Regions from separate parts of the Homo sapiens genome. Here region 1 is linked to region 2. Evidence: chromatin contacts called from ENCODE Hi-C data. All regions are on one chromosome and are shown on one strand. The core of a region is the stretch at or near the end of the contact, and the rest is flanking DNA. Distances in the headings are between cores, read along the strand shown. Region 1 holds the start of ABTB2 (ankyrin repeat and BTB domain containing 2). Region 2 overlaps KIAA1549L (KIAA1549 like).

Region 1 (6,641 bases), core at 2,333-4,832, 970 kb after region 2:
AGCCTGGGCAACATAGCAAAACCCTGTCTCTATTTAAAAAAACAAAAGGTGGTGGTGGAGCTGGGGGGTGGGGGTGGGGGGGTAGGTGGTGCCAAAAGACCAACTTATAAAGGAAATCCCAAGGAATGCTGACCCTAGATAAGAAATAGTTCTTTGGTTGGAAGCCCTTTAGCAGAAGACATCTGTTTTCTAGCAGCTTCTGGCCACTTCGCATCTTCAGGGTGTCCTGGGCAGGGAGTTGGTCTTCCTTATTTCAATTTGCAGTTAGAAAAGCTGGGAGAAGCTTCTCAATGTGCTGGGCACCTGTTCTGCATGAATATATGTTTTTGTTTTGTTTTGCATTTACAGTTCCACCCTTATTCTTGTTTGGCTTATAGGGTTAGGTCTTCAGTCTTTTCTCCTAGGAGCCTGCCTTTACTTCTTTGAGTTCAGTTTGGGCCTCCTCTCAGCCAAAAGTACAGAACTCTTTCCCTCAATTATGACCACTGGAGATGGAAATCCCCTGGCCCTCCACTTCCTGCCCTGGAGCTGCTGTTCCCAGTGTTGATGCCACAAACCTGGAGGGTGAGGCACAACAAGCAGCTGTGACATCATCAACTGAGATTCAGGACTGACCTTAGCTCTGACCTAAGAGGAAGAAAATTAAGCAGCAGATGCTCTTCAATTCCCAGCATCTCCTTTGGCAGTGCCAGAATTTAAAAACAAAACCAATAATGTCAAAGTAAGCCATGCTTGGTACAGAGTGTCTTCAAAATGGGCCTAACATGTCAACTGTTCTCGAAAACTGGGCTAATCAAAAAACAAAGCATAAGATCTGAGAGCTATAGTCCAGTAAGAAAAACAAACAAACAAACAACAACAACAAACCAGAAAAACAAAGCTGTTTCTTCTCCACCAGCATCTAGAACCTTAAAGGGGCCTACCTGGATTCAAACTGGATTCAAATTCCAGTTTTGCCATTTAACATCTATGTAATGTTGGGCAGATTATTTAACTGCTGGGTACCTTGGTTTCCTTATCTGTAAAATGGGCATCATACTATGCAGTAAGTACCTACCTAATAGGCTTGCTAGGAGTACTTGAGTTAAATACAAAGTGCTGAGAATAATGACGACACATTAAGGGTTATTTTGCATTTCAGCTATTATGATTATGTTAAACCATGTTTTGACTTCTTTTATCCCTTTCCAGTCCCCACCTGACCTCTTCCACTGCCTGCTTATTTGCCACTGAAAGCTGCCCCCCAAATGGCCTTCCAATCAGATCGTAAGGCTGTTTAACCATAATACCATTCTGAACAGTTTATGGTGCTGACTTCTCAAACTGAAGTCTTGTAGGTAGTTTGCAGTTGAATGCAATGTCACACCCCCTAACATTGTCAGGGAAAAGGTCATGTGCTTTGTTTCCATCCTTTGCACCAAATCCATGCTATCTTCAGGGAAGTGCAACCACCCAATGGTTCCTTTCCCAGACTTGACCCCATGCGGTTACCTATCTCTTCCCCTTGATGGGCCACCACTCTTTTCAGGAAAGAACATTTAATACAATGCAAGGTTTTAACCAATGGCTCACTTGGTTGGTGACAGCTTGGAAAAATCAGGTCTCAGGAGACAATCTGTGGTTACTTTTCTGGGAAGGGGAGTCGGGGTCCCCAGGTTTCATCATTCCTGGGCACATATAGGTAAGAGCGAACCACTACCCCTCCATCCCCCAAGAGAGCGCCTGACAGCATCCTTCAGCCCAGCAAAGCACAAGGCGCAGCACCAGATCTTGGGCTTCCCACTTCCCTCCGCCCATCTTACTTATCCAAGGTTCAGGTCTTTAAGTTGGGACCCTTTGGTTGCTGCTATTGAGCTGGGGAAAACTAGGGGGCAGAATCAGTCAATCTAACCAGCTGTTGGGGAAAGACAGCAGCTAGAGACCTAGTCAATCACGGTAAAGAGCCACGGGGCAGTAAGTTTCATTTCAAGAGAGGTTCAGGAATGGCTTGGTCAAGAGATTCAATCTCACCCAATCAATGAACAGCCCGCAGATAGTAACAATGCCACGCAGAACAGGATGGAGATCATTCACAAGTTTACCCTCCAAAAGTCAGACACCCTTAGAACAATCTCTGGCAAGTGCCATGTAATGAACCCTATCCTCAGACCAAACGTTTTCTCCCAAAGAACTGGCACAGCCACCAGCTTTGTCTCAGGAAATTCACTCCCCCAGTAGCCCAGGGCGGGATTTCTTGCCTACCCAGTCTGCCAGTCCGAGGCCCGCGCGCTTACCATTGGCGTTCTTGCCGCAGATGAGATGCTCATAGGGCTGCAAGACGCCCCAGAGCTCGGCGTCGTTGTTGATGACCATCTCCAGGGCCTCAGCAGACACCTCCCCGCCTCCGGCCCCTCCGCCATCAGGGCTGTGGCTGGCCATCACCCTGGCCCGGATCTCCTCCACCAGGTTCTCCATGCAGGCGGTGAGGGAGATGGCTGCGTACTCGTGGATGCGCACGGAGATTCGGGTGTCCACCATCCAGCGGAAAAAGCGACCCACTGAGAAGGTGAGGCCGCAGCGCGCGGACTTGCCCCGGCGCAGCCCGTCGCCGGCGCTCATGCTGTACAGGGACAGCGCCTTGACGGCTGCCAGCGCGCAGCTCTCGGCCAGCGCCCAGCTGTGCACCAGGCGCACGGCGCTCTGCACCTCAAAGCGGGTGCACTTGGCGTGCAGCACGCTCAGGCGCTGCGCCTCGCGGGCCACGCGGATCAGTGCCCTGCGGAGCAGCCCGGCCAGGCGCCTCACCGCCTCGGCGGAGAACTGGGGCAGCCGCCGGCCGCCAGCGCCTTTGCGGAGCACCCGGGCCACGTCTCCTTCGGTCCAGGGGAACTCCTCCAGCTCGGGGAGCCGCGGACAGCGCGAGAAGAGGTCGGCCACTTCGGGGTCCTCGGGCAGCACCGTGTTCACCGTGTCCCAGCTGTTGTGGCGGCTGTTCATGGAGCCGGAGTAGCACCACCAGGCCGCCCCGCGGTGCTGCTGCGCCGAAGAGTTGAGCGCCTGCGAGTTGGACTTGGAGGACGAGAGGCTGAGCGAGCGGCACGAGTCCCCGGCCCCATACCCGGAGTCCAAGGTCAAGTCCTCCAGCGTCTTCAGAGTCGAGCTGTACGTCCCGGCCATGGGGAGCCTGCCGAGGGCGGCGTCGCCGAGCGAGGGGCACTCACAACTCCATGCCCTCTTTCCCAAGTGGGCAGAAACAAGCTCTAGGCCCTCCGGGCCACCCTCCTTCCTCTCTGCGTCGCGGGGCTCGGCGGCCGCATTGCCTGCCCGGAGGCCGCGGGAAGGTGGCCGAGATCCGTGGCCAGCAGGAGCCCCACGCTCCCGGCGTCCCGACTCGCAGCTGCCACTGGAAAGAACCCCGTCGCTACCCCCCGGCACTCCCCCTTGTCCACCTCTAATTCCCACAAGCAGAGAGTCAGTCCTCCACAGAGAAGGAATCCCGGGAGAACAGGGCGGCGGCGGCAGAAGGAGGAGGCGGCGGCGCAGGGCGCAGGGCGCAGCGCGAGTCCGGGACCAGCCGGCGAGAAAGCGCTCTGCAAACTTCTGCGCTGCGCCGGCCGGCAGCACAGCTGGGTACCCGGCTGCGTCCGACATGCAAATAACCCCGGGCGGCTTACCAATCACCGGCCGCGATGGGCGGGGCTGCACCAATGATCTCCGAGGGGGCGGTCACTATGCAGATTTCACTCTGCCTCGGGTTAAACCCCGCGGCGAAGGAGGCGGGGCTGGAGGCCGAGGGTCGGGCACGCGGCTGGGATGGGGGTGGGGATGGGGGGGGATGGGGGGGATGGGGGGGTGGGGGAAGGGCGAGCCAGCCAACTGGGAGGTGGAGGTGGAGACCGGAAAGCAGCGGTCGAAACGATAGCTCCGGAGCTCACGATTTAAAGAAAAATGCAAAGGAAAAGCTACAGGGCGCTGCCACCTTCCCGCCACCCAGGCTTTGGGCGTTCGCTGCTCGCTTTCGAGCCCTCCGCAGCCAGGCGTCCTGGGGTTGGGGCCAGGAGAATGGGGAGGGCCCCATCCAGGCGCTCCACCTCTCCTCCACCTTCCGCCAGGCCCCTCCCGCAATCCGAGATGAAACGCTGGCTGTGTTTGGAGGGAGGAGGGAGTCCCTGCCTCTCTTTCCAAGTCCGTCTGGTTCCTTTGCGCTGCCGTCTAGGCTCCAATAAGGACAGAATTTCTTAACCTGGTATCTGATCAATGGACGGGCCCCAGGAAGCCTGTGAGTGCCTCCGCCCATTTGTGGTTTCACCTGCAGTTTTCTGAGTGCCACTATGGGGAAGGGGCACCAACTTTTGTCAGATTCTCAAGAGGATCCGTGACTTCCCTGTTACCTCTGTGTGACGATACCACTTGCTGTCAGGTGGGTCCTTTTTGTCCGAGATAGACAGTGTTCTTACAGGAAGAATGAGAAGAAGGTGGCAGAGCAGTCCCTCGCCCTGGGCTGAGCTCGGAACACCTAGCTGGATGCAGGTGTTCGCCTCCTAACGCGTGCCGGTGGGCGAGCCGTATGCCCCCGCGGGACCCAGTTCCTCCGGGGTACAATGAGTGGCTGACCTCCAGGCAGCGCCAGTGCCAACCTGCCTCCGGGCGGGTGTCCCAAACGGTCCGCCAGAGCGCTGTTGGTTCAGCAGTCCCATGCCCGGTGCAGGCATGTCCCGCCGCTGCCCTGTGGCTACTCACACGCACGTGCGCAAACGGACCTGTGCCCCCTCCAGTGGAACCGCAGGCTCAAGGCGGGGATTGTGCATTCGCTCTCCCCAAGTCAGCCTCCCCCACTCCTGAATGGCTCCTTTGTGTTGCATTTTACACAGTTCTGACCTTGGGCCGTGAGTTGGATATGAACTAGAAATGTCTGGTTTGTCTCTTTCCTTCTTAAATTAATGGCCTTTACCCCCGGTGAAACTGCTTTTTATTTGGCAGTTTCGCTTAATTTTGCCTTTCCGCGGGTCTTTATTTATGCAACATCGCCGCCCGATGGTTAGAATTGGGAACAGAGTCAAAGATGGAAGTACTGTAATACCAAAGACGCAAGTCAGCAGAGATCAAACTAACAAAGGAGAATGCAGTCACACTTTACAGACGTGAGATTAGAAATTAAAGTAGGCAATGAGGTCCAACTTGTCAAAAATACAAAAGTAAATTTTATGCAATTTAAAACTTTATTGGGGAAATATAATATTAAAGGCAATGTCGCCCTCTAATGGATATATTCAAAGGAAATGAATTTCAGAAAGGTTTCCCTGTCCCCCCTTTTCTTCGTTGTGCGCACCCATCAAACCTAAAGAGAATTACTTAACTGGAAATTTACAACGGGGAACTTACTGAATGAAAGGTTATTGGAGGAATCATCTGGAGTGGGAAAAAGAGCCTATGGGATTTATATTAATATATTCAAATTACTTGATGACTTAAAGTGTAGATAATCAAACATGCCTCCAACTGAATCTGAGAATCCTGTGAATGTTGACCTGCAACATGAAGATATATTATGCAAAATTCAGCCATGGGAAATGCTTCTGAACAAACAACTGAGTTTCTTTAATAAATAAGTTTCAAGGAAAGAAAGAGATGGAGAGAAGACCTACACATTTAAAGAGACTTGAAAGACATAATAACCAATTACAAGGTGTGGAACTTATGTGTATTTTGAATTTGTTTTAAAAAGCCAGTAAACATTTGACATTATGAAACCATTAGGAACACTGCCTCGATGTTTGCTCTTAAAGAATAACTGTTTTTTTTTTTTTGATGTGGTAATGGTAGTGTGGTTATATTTATCAAATGTTCTTATCTTTTAGAGACACATGCTGAAATAAGTGTTTTGTAGCCCTCAAGAGTTGGCTTCCTCAAGGAAAAAAGGAAGACAAATCCTCATGGAAAAATCTGGTAAAGGGACTAGGAAGTTAGGAAAGACTGTAGATAGATCTCTTGTCTTTCAAATTTTCCTCAGTCTTCTAGTCAGCCTGAGGACTGGCAGTACCAAGTAAACCCAGAATGTGTCTGTGTTTGTGTTTTGTGTGATATGGGAAAAAGAATAGGAGGAAGATAGATAGAGATGAATATATATATATATATATATATATATATATATATATATATATATCCAGCCATCTTAGAATGAACCAATTCTTTGATTTCAGTTCAACTTTTGGGAGTTGGCCAGTGTGGTGAAATACAAAACTTTGGGTCAAGGAAAGAAAGGACATGGTTTCTTATATATACGTGCATGTGTTCAGTTAAGCCAATCTGCTGGTAATGTGTTTGATTTTAAGAATGCAAATTATATTAAGAGAAAATGTCATCCCAACTCGGGCCTTACCCAAACATTATTTTTGAAGAAACATTGTTTTTGAAGAAAAACAGCTGTCATTAAGCTGGACAAGGAGAAAAGAACATAACAGAACACTGGCAAACATTGGAACAATTCCAAGTGGAGTTGACAATTAAGAAGCAGATCTCGGATTACCCACGCAAAAATCATGTAACAGAGGTAGCTTGAAGTAAACTTTAGAAACTTTACCTGGTGTGAGGTCTTCTATGTGCTTACACAATCAAAAACAATCTGGAAATTAGGAGATAAAATACCCTGGAATTTACCTTGA
Region 2 (6,803 bases), core at 404-2,903:
AAACCCTGTCTCTACTAAAAACACAAAAAAATTAGCTGGGTATGGTGGTGGGTGCCTGTAATCCCAGCCACTCAGGAGGCTGAGGCAGGAGAATCGCTTGCACCTGGGAGGCAGAGGTTGCAGTGAGCTGAGATCATGCCACTGCACTCCAGCCTGGGTGACAAGAGCAAGACTCCATCTCAAAAGAAATTTCTAACAACGGCCAGGCCATTGTTAGGAATTTTTAGTTTCATGTTCATGAGGGGTATTGGTCTGTAGTTTTGTTTTGCTAAAAGGTGTCTGGTTTTGTTAGAAGGGTAGTGCTGGTCTATAAAATAATAGGGGCCAGATGCGGTGGCTCAATCCTGTAATCCCAACACTTTGGGAGCCCAAGGAGGGTGGATCACTTGAGGTCAGGAGTTCGAGACCATCCTGGTTAATGTGATGAAACCCCGTCTCTACTAAAAATACAAAAATTAGCCAGGTATGGTGGTGCACACCTATAGTCCCAGCTACTTGGGAGGCTGAAGCATGAGAATTGTTGGAACCCAGGAGGTGGAGGTTGCAGTGAGTCGGGATTGTGCCACTGCACTCCAGCCTGGGTGACATAGCAAGACTCTGTCTCAAAAATAAAAGATAAATAAAATAAAATAAAATGAGAGAGAAGTATTCCCACTTCTGCTTTATGGACGTGTTTGTGCAGAACAATTTCTCTTTTAAGGCCCGTGAGCTTACAGATGATATTGAAGATCCCTCAAGGATTTCTTTAGTAAAATAAAAAGTATCAGGTACCTCTAGTTCATTTTCTCATTCTCTCTCTCTTTATTTTATTTTATTTTTTTGAGATGGAGTCTGATTCTGTTGTCCAGGCTGGAGTGCAGTGGCACAGTCTCGGCTCACTGCAATCTCCACGTCCCAGGTTCAAGCAATTCTCCTGCCTCAGCCTCCCAAGTAGCTGGGACTACAGGCACGCACCACTGCACCTGGCTAATTTTTGTATTTTTAGTAGAGATGGGGTTTCACCATGTTGGCCAGTCTGGTCTCGAACTCCTAACCTCAAGTAATCTGCCAGTCTCGGCCTCCCAAAGTGCTGGGATTATAGGCATGAACTATCATTCCTGGCCCATTTTCTCATTCTGAAAGCTACCAGCAGACACTACTTTGGTTTAAGGTCTAGGGAAAACAGCCTGGGTGAGGGAAAATTGCATTGGTTGCATTCAGGAGACTGAGGTCACCCCTGGCTGTTACCAAATCATTTCACTTTTCAGGGCTTTCGTTTTCTCATCTGTGGATAACAGCCTCAAGATCTTCCCTTCTTCCCCCATCCCCCGTCTGTGTCTTTACAAGCCATAAGCAGATGTTTTGGTGGAGTTCTACCATCTGCATTTCCTGCTTCTTCCTACATTAGCAGCCAAGCCCAGCCAACGATTTTCATTCTGAAAAGGGAAGAGTTTTCCCACAGTTTGCTGTCATAGTTCCAGTGTGAGGCCCAGATAAATATAGGCCTATCTTCAATCTTCATTGGATTTTAAAAAATTATGAAAGTAATATATATTTTATTAAATTCAAGCAATACTCAGGTAGATGCAGTAAAATGCAAAAGGCCCTCTTTGCCTTGTGTATTAGTCCACTCTCACGCTACTATAAAGAACTGCCCGAGACTGAGTAATTTAGAAAGGGAAGAAGTTTAGTTGACTCACAGTTCCGCATGGCTGGGGAGGCCTCAGGAAAGTTACAATCATGGCAGAAGGGGAAACAAACACATTCTTCTTCATATGATGGCAGGAAAGAGAAGTGCCGAGTGAAGTGGGGAGAATAAAACCATCAGATCTTGTGAGAACTCACTATCAGAAGAATAGCGTAGGGGTAACTGCCCCCATGATTCAGTTACCTCCTACTGAGTCCCTTCCACAATGCATGGGGATTATGGGAACTACAATTCAAGGTGTGATTTGGGTGGAGACACAGCCAAACCATATCACCTTGCTATTCTCTAGAGTCATGCTGTCAGTCAAGTGTGATGGATCCTTCCAGACCTCTTCATACAAATATTTATATCCATAGACGTAGCCTCAACTTAATTTTTTTTTAAGATATAAAAGGTATAATATTCAGCAACTTGCTTTTCCCGTTAACACTATATCATGACCCTCTTTCCATGCTAACTAAATTGTGTCATGAGAGAACTTGAACTTCTGTTAGAAACAGGGAAAGACCTTTTATTATAAAAGAGAATAAATAGCTTTAACAACACAGGTCAGATTCAAACCTAGAGTTAAAATATCTCCTTAGACGGTTCTGCCCATTTTCCTTTACTCCCTGGCTTCCTTCTCTAGACGATACTTCTGCAGACATTTAAGAAAAATCATGGGCCCTTTTAAACACCACATAGAATGGGGATAAATTCATGTTATAACCAATCCTAGATATAAATAAGGCCAAGTAGCTTCCTCAACATAGGCCAAGGTCGCTGCTGCACCTGCCTCCTGTTCACTCAGACGTGGCTTTGCCCAAGTGTCCTAACCACAAGAGGTGAATTCGATTTAGATTGAGATTTATATATGTTAAATCTATTCTTAGCTAGAAATAAAATCTCCTGACGTCAGACACACAAAATGGTTTTGGTATTTATGCAGTTCAAGTAAATGGGGAAGCCTAGAATACTTCTAACTTCAGTCTTTCCACATGAAATATGGAATGAAGTATCTAGAATGAAACTGGGACTCCCAGACCTGTCTGCCTACCTCTGTCCCTAGTAATGAATGCCGTTCCCCTGTCACTTGCCTTTTTATTTACCAGGTGTCAACAGCAAACCCAAGAAGGCTGAAGAAAAATGGGAAGTGTGAGAAGAAAATGTGTTGAAATTGACAGTGTGGCTTATAAGTTCTTGTTGAAAAGGGATGAATAAAAATATCTCTAGATTTGTATCCTTCATTGTCCGTTAAGAAGTCTTTGTTTTGAAAAGAATGGGAGGATCAGTCTTTGGAGCATTATTTTGAACATAATTAAGCTGGGTGAAAGTGTATTAAAAAATCAGCATCCTAGAACTGTCTTTGGCAGTTTCCTGTTATTATCTTATTAATACTGGAGATGAACGTATGAATCAAGCTGGTGAACCCTACGGAAACTGAACCTTTTTTTCCAGTTGGATGGGGAATATTTCTCTAGTCTCTAGTCCAGCAATAAACACATTTTAAACAAGTGTTTTCCATTCTTGTGACCAATGTAATATCTTTTCTTTTCCCTGCAGAGACAACAGTCTCCAGAGTTTGGTACAACAGTTCACGGTTGTCGAAGCTTTCAGTTTCTTTTCCTATTTGAATCTCACACTACTCTAAGAGAGGGTTGAGAAAGTGATTTGCTAAAGGTCACACATTGGTCCAGGGATTTGCACATTATTCTGTGATTCAGGGGACAGATCACCTAGCTACACAACTAAAACTAGCTCCAGTATGGGGCCTCAGGCCATGGGGGAATCCCAGGTGACATATTCGTAATAGGAATGAAATATAACCAGGCCACGTGGATGCTATAATTAATTGATAGAAATAACAGCTAATACTTTTGAGCATTTACTGTTTGTATCAGTTCATTTGATTCTCATACCAACCCTATGAAGTAGGTTCTGCAATTATCCCCATGTTTCAGAAGAGAGAACTGAGGCACAGAATAACTTAACAGTAACTGGTTCAGTGTCTCCCAGTTAACTGGCAGAGTAGAGATTGGAACCCAGGCAGTTCGATTCCAGAGCCCACACTCTGCTTCATGATATTGCCCTCCAGGATATTAAGAGGCTAAGGTTACTGGCTGTGCATCTCCTGGGCCCAGTGCCTCTTCTTCCTATGGCCCAGTTCATCCTTCTGCCTCTTTCTGGAGACTGGCTTTTTCTGCTTCCCCATAGCTTCTTGGTTCCCCTGACAATAAACCTTGCACGGGGCTTTTCACTTGCTGTGGTGCTCACTGCAGCCAGAGTGGGCAAGCCTCTTTAGTTTAAACGCCCACCATCAAGACTCTGCCCCAGTTCCACATTCCCATGAGGGAGAATCAAGCTGCTGCAATCTGGCCAATGGAATTAGGGAAACTACCTCTCATCCATTCAGCAGAGGCCAGAGGAGAAGGGGCACATGGTATAAAAATGCCTTCTTAGCCTGATCCCCCTTTCACCATGGCCTTGGTAGAGGTCAGTTTTAAATGTCAGTTTGGAGGGCAAACTTCTGAACATTTGTCTCCTCCTTCGTAGCAGTAAAAGACAACTTCACATGTTGGTAAGCTTGTTCTATGGAAGATAACAATGACAGGTGGCCTGCTTGATAGTGTTGGCCAATTTTCCTTGTATAAATACTCCCACCATGGCTGATTTCAAGCTACTAACATGATAATGGAGTTGGGAAGTGATGCCTCAACTGGCTCAGCTCTGATGTGACCTGGCCCTGGCACACCAATGCTCCTATCCATATATGGGCTAGAGGAAGGGAAGCTTCCACAGTAGGTGCACGATGTCTCCAAGGACTTTGAAACCTAGGCTTCACAGGCCAGTCAACTAGTTGCATTTGTAATTATGTAAAAGGGAATAAGATTTCAAGGTAGAGAGGATGGGAGTCAGATTTGCTGCGTGGTCTAAAACAGCTTCAAATACTGTGTATAGTCCCAATGGTACAACCTAGTAGGCACTCAGCGATGCTTTATAAAAAATTGCAATTTCCTTTGATTATGGTGTCTCACTTGTGACATATAATTAACCCTTTCACTGAATTTAAGACGTCAGACCTAATTTTCTTGAATGAGCATTGGTTTGGTTTTCTGGCACGGAAAGGTGAAATTTTTCTTTGCTTCCAGATGTCAGCAGCTCCTCCTCCTTTGCTGTCATCATGTCATCATGTTTCAAACCTAGGGATGCGGAGTCCACGTGGTACCCTAGTAGATGTCTTTTAGTTGGATACACATTATTAGTCTCAATTGGAGGCTTTTATTTATGATCATAAGGCCATCTCTCAGTTCATGTAATTATGCTAAAAGCCAAGACAGTCATGTGACTGCCACTTCCGACGGCGTGTCTGGTGCTTTAACAGATCTCAAGGCCTGTCTGATTGGCTCTTTTCATTTGCACATCTGAGAAGGAGACTGGGAGTCTTGGCTTCAGTGTGCTGCTTAAGATGCTGCCGACATTCCCCATCTTTCCTCCTGATGTGATGATGTTGCTAACCTTGGCCAGCTCTCACAACGGGTCGTGTTGGTCACTGGGAGATGCAGGGAGGAAGTGTCAACAGTGTGGATCTCTCACCCTCCTTAGACATGGAACTCCCAGTGTCCTACTGATGGAAGGTCAGTGTCTTTACCTATAAAAATAGCACAATTAATTTATTCTTTTAATTTCCCATGGGGCATAGCAAGAGAAAAATTTTTACAAGATTCTTCTTTCACATTTTATTGAAGATTTGTCCTAGTTTGTGAATATGTAGACTTCTGAATAAGAAGACTAACATTTATGAGACAGCTATTATTGTGTTAGTCACTGGATCAAGGGTTTAATCTTATTGAGTCCCCATGACGATGACACTGTCAGATAGTTCTTGCCCATTTTGCTTGGAGGAAGTTGAGATTGAGAGAACATGTAAAAACCAACTGGCCTAAGGGCACATTGCTTGTAAGTAGTGGAGCTGGGATTTGAAACTAGATCTGATTACAATGTAAATATATTATCAGTTATACAGTGCAGTCCTTCCCTGCCCACCCAACATTTTATGAAGTTGTCAAACACACGGAAAAGTAGAAAGAACAATATAGTAAACACCCCTATATCTACCATCTAAATGGTGCAATTAACATTTTGCTTTATCATATATCTGTCTGTCCCACTATCCATCAATTCATCTTATTTTTGATGTATTCAGAGTAAGTTGCAGACATCAGTACATGTCACCCCTAAATACTTTCGCATACATGTCATTGATTAGGGTTCAGTATTTGTTTATGACTCTTTTTCTGAGGTAAATTTTACATACAATGAAATACAAAACTCTTGAGTACATTTTCTTGAGTTTTTACAAATGTATACACCTGTGTATCCCAAATCCCTGTCAAGATATAGCATGTGACCATGACCCCAAAAAGTAAGTTTTCTTTTGCCCTTCTGCAGACATTCCCATCTCTTCTCACTCGCCCCACCCAATCCAAGCAACCATGGTTTGATTTTGTTTTTCACCATAGTTTAGTTTTTATATCACGCAGTTAAAAAACAACCAGATTGCCAGTTTTCTTTGTTCTGCAGCAAAAGATAAAAGTGAGTATCTATCCTGCGTGTCTTGAACTCCCGGGCTCAAGTGATCTGCCTGTCTCAGCTTCCCAAAGTGCTGGGATTACAGGTGTGAGCCACTGGGCCTAGCTGCTGATTGCATTTCTGAACACTTTCATAATTCTGACAATTTTCTGTCTTTGCTGCCTTATTTCAGACCCTCCCTCCTTTTGGTCCACGTTCTTACCAAAGCTGCATCTCCTAATTGTCCCCTGTCTCTAGTCTTGTCCCCCTTTAAACCAGCCTCGTCCTCCAGCCAGAGATTCTTATAAAATATAAATCGGCCCAAACCTTTTGTCGGCTCTTCATAACTCAGTTTGACTTCATTGCTTAGCAATCTGGGTCCTTTATGAATGAACCACCTCCAACTCACACCTGCCGCTATAGCGAGGCTTGCAGTTTCCCCAGAGCCCTTTGCGCCCTTTACATTTTATTCTTTCTGCCTGGGAAGCCCTTCCCAGCCTTGTCTGCATGATTACCATCTACACTTCTTCAAGACTCAACTCAGGTGTTAGGCCTGCAGGCAGCCTTC

The links. Hi-C counts contacts between places; a loop is a spot of excess contacts on that map. Pooled maps may share reads with other maps.
Region 1: a loop to region 2 is called in a map of B cell, with 4 times the contacts of the local background. The contact joins the promoter of ABTB2 here to the enhancer-like site in region 2. A Hi-C loop is called at or near these places in 1 of 168 maps with a recorded cell type or tissue (B cell), 7 of 37 single-sample maps with no recorded cell type and 2 of 50 pooled maps.

Annotation. Positions count from the first base shown.
Region 1 is chr11:34,354,428-34,361,068 of GRCh38, forward strand. It overlaps ABTB2 (ankyrin repeat and BTB domain containing 2), which reads right to left and starts at 3,583. Exons shown (of 17, transcript NM_145804.3): 1 at 2,274-3,583. The coding sequence starts at 3,156. RefSeq lists an enhancer at 2,509-2,618 and a silencer at 3,569-3,768.
Region 2 is chr11:33,386,503-33,393,305 of GRCh38, forward strand. The region is part of intron 1 of KIAA1549L (KIAA1549 like); the gene reads left to right. Among named protein-coding and RNA genes, the nearest start is that of KIAA1549L, 14 kb to the left of the region's middle. Within about 2 kb of position 1,654, at least 3 of the 41 ENCODE cell types and tissues checked have a DNase peak (open chromatin) inside an H3K27ac peak, as active enhancers do.